Regions from separate parts of the Homo sapiens genome. Here region 2 is linked to region 1. The links are chromatin contacts, found by Hi-C in ENCODE. All regions are on one chromosome and are shown on one strand. The core of a region is the stretch at or near the end of the contact, and the rest is flanking DNA. Distances in the headings are between cores, read along the strand shown. Region 1 overlaps PLG (plasminogen). Region 2 has its middle 90 kb from the start of PLG.

Region 1 (3,092 bases), core at 234-2,733:
AGGAAATGGAGGATCCAAGGATGGAGCAAGTTGCTCTGGGCACACAACACATTTGCAATTTTACAGCCTCTTGGTGGCATCTCAGTCAGACATTCCATGCACTGATCAATGCCCTATTCGATTAATGTAAAAGGACACACTCAGCATGAGATTCCAGTTGTGCACAGAATATACATGAGAAGTGCGCCTTTGTCATCCCTACTTTCAAAGGTGAAGGCCACCAGCAGTATCTTGCATGCAACTGATGCCTTTCAAATGAAACCTTACATCTGCATAGTCCATAGACAACCACAGGCAAATGTGAGGGTGAAACTCTGTGTTCTACGTTGCTCTGTGTCAGTGAAGCAAGGCAGTGCCAGTTCAGAGGGCTCTGGGGCCTCAAGACAGGGATGACTGGTTGTGGGTACTGCAGCTGCGAGCAGAGCAGTCAAACATAACTGCTGATGCTTTTCTTTCAGTCCTGCCGTCATCACTGACAAAGTAATCCCAGCTTGTCTGCCATCCCCAAATTATGTGGTCGCTGACCGGACCGAATGTTTCATCACTGGCTGGGGAGAAACCCAAGGTGAGATAAATTCCATTGCCCACATAACGAATTGGTTTTGACCTACAGTCCATGTGACAAAATGATCATTTTGGAGAAAGCTGTGCAAATTCCTATCCATGAATGTGGTCCACCCCACTCCTGATTTTGCCTGGGCACCTGTCTATGTCTTAATCAGTCTTCAAGGCACATGATCAAAGGGAGGAAAACTGTGTCTTTGAGTCTCTCTCTCTCTCTCTGTTTTCAGAACATTTTTATTTCAATTAATTAATTTTTAACTTTTATTTTAGGTTCAGGGGTACATGTGCAAGTTTCTTGTATATGTAAACAGTGGTTTGTCATGCAGATTATTTTGTCACCTAGGTACTAACCCTAGTACCCAATTCTTAGTATTTCCTGCTCCTCTCCCTCCTCCCACTCTTCTCCCTCAAGTAGGCCCCAGTGTCTGTTGCTCTCTTCTTTGTGTCCATGAGTTCTCATCACTTAGCTCCCACTTATAACTGTGAACATGTGGTATTTGGTTTTCTGTTCCTGTGTTAGTTTTCTAAGAATAACGGCCTCCAGCTCCATTCATGTTCCTGTAAAAGATATTACCTCATTCTTTCTTATGGCTAAACAGTATTCCATGGTGTATATGTACCACATATTCTTCATCCAATGTGTCATTGATGGTCATATAGGTGATTCCATGTCTTTGCTACTGTGAATAGTGCTGCAATGAACATTCATGTGCATGTGTCTTTAGGGTAGAATGATTTATATTCCTCTAGGTATATCGCCAGTAGTAGGATTGCTGGGTTGAAAGTTAGTTCTGCTTTTAGCTCTTTGAGAATCACCATACTGCTTTCTACAGTGGATGAACTAATTTACAGTCCCACCAGCTGTTAGTGTTCTCTTTTCTCTGCAACCTTGCCAGCATCTGTTATTTTTTGACTTTTTAGGAAGCCATTCTGGCTGGTGTGAGATGATTTTTCATTGTGGTTTTGATTTGCATTTCTCTAACGATCAGTGATATTGAGCTTTTTTTCATATGTTTGTTGGCCACAGGCATGTCTTCTTTAGAAAAGTGTGTTAGTGTCCCCTGTCCATTTTTTAATGGGGTTTTTTTTTTCTTGTAAATTTGTTTAAGTTCCTCATAGATGCTGGATATTAGACCTTTTTCAGGTGCATAGTTTGCAAATATTTTCTCCTGTTCTCTAGGTTTTCCCTTTACTCCCTTGAGAGTTTCTTTTTCTGTCCAGAAGCTCTTAAGTTTAATTAGATCCCATTTGTCAATTTTTGCCTTTGTTGAGATTGCTTTTGGCATCTTCATGAAATTTTTGCCCGTTCCTATGTCCAGGATGGTGTTACCTAGGTTGTCTTCCAGGATTTTTGTACTTTTGGATTTTACATTTAAGTCTTTAATCCATCTTGAGTTGATTTCTGTATATGGTGTAAGGAAAGGGGTCCAGTTTCCATCTTCTACATATGGCTAGCCAGTTACCCCAGCACCATTTATTGAATAGGGAGTTATTTTCCCATTGCTTGTTTTTGTCAGCTTTGTTAAAAATCAGATGTCTGTAGGTGTGTGGCCTTATTTCTGGGCTCTCTATTCTGTTCCACTGGTCTACGTGTCTTTTTTTTTTTTTTTTTTTACCAGTACCATGCTGTTTTTGTTACTGTAGCCCTGAAGTATAGTTTGAAGCCAGGTAATGTGATGTCTCCAGCTTTGTTCTTTTTGTTTAGGATTGCCTTGGCTATTCTGGCTCCTTTTTGGTTATATATAAATTTTTGAAGTAGTTTTTTAATAGTGCTGTGAAGAATATCATTGGCAGTTTGATAGGAATAGCAATGAATCTGTAAATTACTTTGGGCAGTATGGCCATTTTAATGATATTGATTCTTCCAATCCATGAGCATGGGATGTTTTTCCATTCATTTGTGTCATCTCTGATTTCTTTGAGCAGTGTTTTGTAATTCTTATTGTAGAGATCTTTACCTCTCTGGTTAGCTGTATTCTTACATATTTTATTCTTTTTGTGGCATTTGTGAATGGGACTGTGTTCCTGATTTGCCTCTGGGCTTGGCTGTTGTTGGTGTAAAGGGATGCTAGTGATTTTTGTACATTGATTTTATATCCTGAAACTTTGCTGGAGTTGATTATCAGCTGAAGGAGCTTTTGGGCTGAGACTATGGGGTTTTCTAGACATAGAGTCATGTCATCTGCCAACAGGGATCGTTTGATTTCCTCTCTTCCTATCTGGATGCCCTTTATTTCTTTCTCTTGCCTGATTGCTCTGACCAGGGCTTCCAATACTATGTTGAATAGGAGTGGTGAAAGAGGGCATCCTTATCTTGTGCCAGTTTTCAAGGGGAATGCTTCCAGCTTTTGCCCATTTAGTATGATGTTGGCTGTGGACTTGTCATAGCTGTCTCTTATTATTTTGAGATATATTCCTTCAGTACCTAGTTTATTGAGAGTTTTCAATATAAAGGATGGTAAATTTTATCAAAATCCTTTTCTGCATCTATTGAGATAATCATGTGGGTTTTCTCTTTAGTTATATTT
Region 2 (3,092 bases), core at 172-2,671, 50 kb after region 1:
AGAAAGGGAAACGGGATGACAGAGAGAGAGAGGAAAATAGAGTGCAAATGAGAGAGAGAGAAATAGAGGGAAAGAGTAAGTAAGAGAGAAACCAGAAGAGACAGAAATCAAAGAAAGACACAGAGGGTGAAACTAGGAAAAGAAATAGTGTAAAAAGAATGCAGAAAGTTAAGACATGTTGAAGATTGTCTGTGAAAGTCATAAGAAAAACTATAAAAGGGAATTTATGCAAGAAATATTGTATAATTTAAAAGTAATTACACCTCCTGAATATAAATTATTAAAAAATAGTTTATGTACAAGGTATGTAAGAAAAATAAAATATACTTTTAATAACAGGATTATAAGGAGGCATAAGAATATGGATTTTTACCTACATTAAAGTTTAAAAAAAATTTTGTTTTAAAGGTTTAAGCAAGTTTTAAAATGTTAATTGTAAAGGAAATTCTGTGTGTAAACATATTGGCTAAAGTTAAATGGGTATCATCCAGTTTTTCTGTGAACTGGACATTAAAATAAAAGCACAATATATTTTTCTTAAAGCACTAAACTGCTCTTTAACAAAAATTACAAAAAGTTAAAAAAAGTCTATAAAAGTTTTACCTTATAGTCAGACATTAAAACTGGATAATGTCTACAAGATTTTATTATAATTAAGTTTAACATTAATAGCACATTAATATAAAGGTAAAATTTAACTTATCTAGTATAAAATCATACAAAAACATTGCCAAACATAAAATGGTGTTTAGCTTTCTTAAGGCCTGAAGGCAGCCAGGTAAGTCACAAGGCCCCTCATCCCCAAGGCCACAATGCGCAGGGGCGGTAAAGGCCACAAGAAGGCCAAGACATTAAGACGGGGCAGGGCCACAGAGTCCCCTGGGTGGTGCTGAGCAGGAATGGAGCAGTAGGCATCACCATGAGGCCTCAAGCCCCAGTATATGCAGCAGAAATTATATACTTAATTTATCTTCCACTTTCCCTTCCCTCGAAACTAGAAGTCTTTCAGCACAGGTACCACCCCTAGAATTTCCCGTACATCAGCACCAGCCTGCAAACCACGTCCTCATCAAAAGCTAGAAAGAAGAAACTCAAGCCAGCCTGGGAAGAACCCTATTTTATGCTGTTAACCACTGAGACTGCCATCTGCACAGCTGAGAAAAAAAAAAAATTGGACCCACCATACTCAAGTCAAGAAAACATCTTCCTCTCAGAATCATGGGTTACTGTACTAAGATCAAGCCCTACTAAGTTAACGTTAAAGAAAGATTAATTTTCATATACGTTCTATATTTCTTCCTTTCCTTTCCTTATTCTGTTACTAGCTCCTTTATTAATAATATAACTAAGTCTGACTCACCTAAGTCTGACTCACCTATTGCCTTTAATACTTGCTCTGTCATACCTTGAGGAAATGTAAAAGATCAACAACAACTAGCCTTTTCACACAAATATTTATGCCCCAGCACTCTAGTTGACACAGTTACCCCTAGCACTCATTGTTGTAATGACCTGCAGCCAAGACGCTGATCTTCTGCTCCTACCGCCTGGCAACCTTGTAGTAAATGGGACTACATCCCTTAAACTACCCAGGAGCAAAGCTGGATTTCCACGAAAAGGTTTCTGCAGATCTAAAACCCCTCATCTATTTCACTAAAAGGACTACCCCTTCTAACTGTCAGCCTTATCTATATAACCCTGTCCTTCTCTTTATCACCCCTTCCACCTTAACTAACTCTAGACCTGCCCTTAGTCACTTCTATGGTATAAGAATTGACATAAATAGAAAAGACTCCCCGACCCCAGGTATTTTAAAAATATATATTATTCCGCCATCTTCCCCTTCTTCGGTAGCCTCAGATCTAGATCCCACAACAGTTGCTCCTACATCTAATAAAGCTAGGGTGTCTATTGTAAAAATAAGAGATCTAAAACAGACCTTAGCCATCAAGACAAAATATCAAGATGCAAATGCCTGGCTGAAATGGACTAAATAATCCATTCGCACTTTAAATAAAAGCGATTATTATACTTGTACACACCGTAGGCCTGAGGCCCAGATTATCCCCTTTCCACTCCGATGGTCTCCTTGTCGACCAGATATGGACTGTATGGTGGCTGTTTTTCAAAATCCCACAGCTTGGGATAATCCAACATACTGAGCTCTCTCTGCTATATCCTGAAATTCAACACCCTGCGGGTCAACCCCTGAGGGCAATCCAGCTTCCACTTCTGAATGCCAAGTTTACTTCATGCCTCTCACGGCAGGGGTAAAATTTAGTGTTCCTTGGAAGCATAAAAGGATGCAAGGAGCTTAAGCCTTTCCAAGAGCTTGCCCATCCGTCCTCCCCACACACATTTATGGTGGTACTGTGGAAGACCTTTACTGGACACTCTGCCAAATAATTGGAGCAGTACTTGTGCTCTAATCCAATTGGCTATCCCCTTCACCCTGGCATTTCATCAATCTAAAAAGGTAAAAACAAAACACCACAGGCCAAGAAAAACTCTTTATAAGTCTTTTAATCCTCAGGTTTACATAAATGCTATTAAGGTCCTGTGAGAAGTGCCAAATAAGTTTAAAGCACAAAATGAAACAGCTGCAGAATTTAAATGCATGTTATTCTGGTAAGTATTAAAAAAAAGTAGACTAAATAAACTATATCTATTACAATCAGCAATAATTCATAAATTACACTGAGGACACCATCAAAGAGATGGCTAAGCAGTTAGGATCTACCAGCCAGATGGCCTAGAAAAATAAATTTTAAAAAATAGCTTTAAATATAATATTAGCAGAAAAAGGAGATGTTTGTGTCGTAATTAAAACTCAATCTTGGAACCTCTGCAGAAAAAAATTGATTCCTCGGCAGTGTCATGAAAGCAAACCAGTTAATAAAGCTACAAAATTAATGGCTCAATTGTAACACAGTGGTGATGCGTCTAATTCCCCACAAAGACCAATAAATTAAATGTCTTATACAAAACTCAATATTGTACCTTTTTTCCTAATAATACTGCCCTTGATGGAACTATAGCAAAAGCGCTACAAAGGTTAACAGCCCTATCCAATAAACTTGCCTCAGGAGGTC

The links. A loop is a pair of places that touch in the nucleus more often than their neighbours do. Pooled maps may share reads with other maps.
Region 2: a loop to region 1 is called in a map with no recorded cell type, with 10 times the contacts of the local background. The contact joins two enhancer-like sites. A Hi-C loop is called at or near these places in 20 of 37 single-sample maps with no recorded cell type and 6 of 50 pooled maps.

The regions. Positions count from the first base shown.
Region 1 is chr6:160,740,853-160,743,944 of GRCh38, forward strand. It overlaps PLG (plasminogen), which reads left to right. Exons shown (of 19, transcript NM_000301.5): 17 at 459-565. Among named protein-coding and RNA genes, the nearest start is that of PLG, 40 kb to the left of the region's middle. RefSeq lists an enhancer at 1,506-1,575. Within about 2 kb of position 1,484, at least 2 of the 41 ENCODE cell types and tissues checked have a DNase peak (open chromatin) inside an H3K27ac peak, as active enhancers do.
Region 2 is chr6:160,790,675-160,793,766 of GRCh38, forward strand. It overlaps the pseudogene LOC107986665. Among named protein-coding and RNA genes, the nearest start is that of PLG, 90 kb to the left of the region's middle. Within about 2 kb of position 1,422, at least 4 of the 41 ENCODE cell types and tissues checked have a DNase peak (open chromatin) inside an H3K27ac peak, as active enhancers do.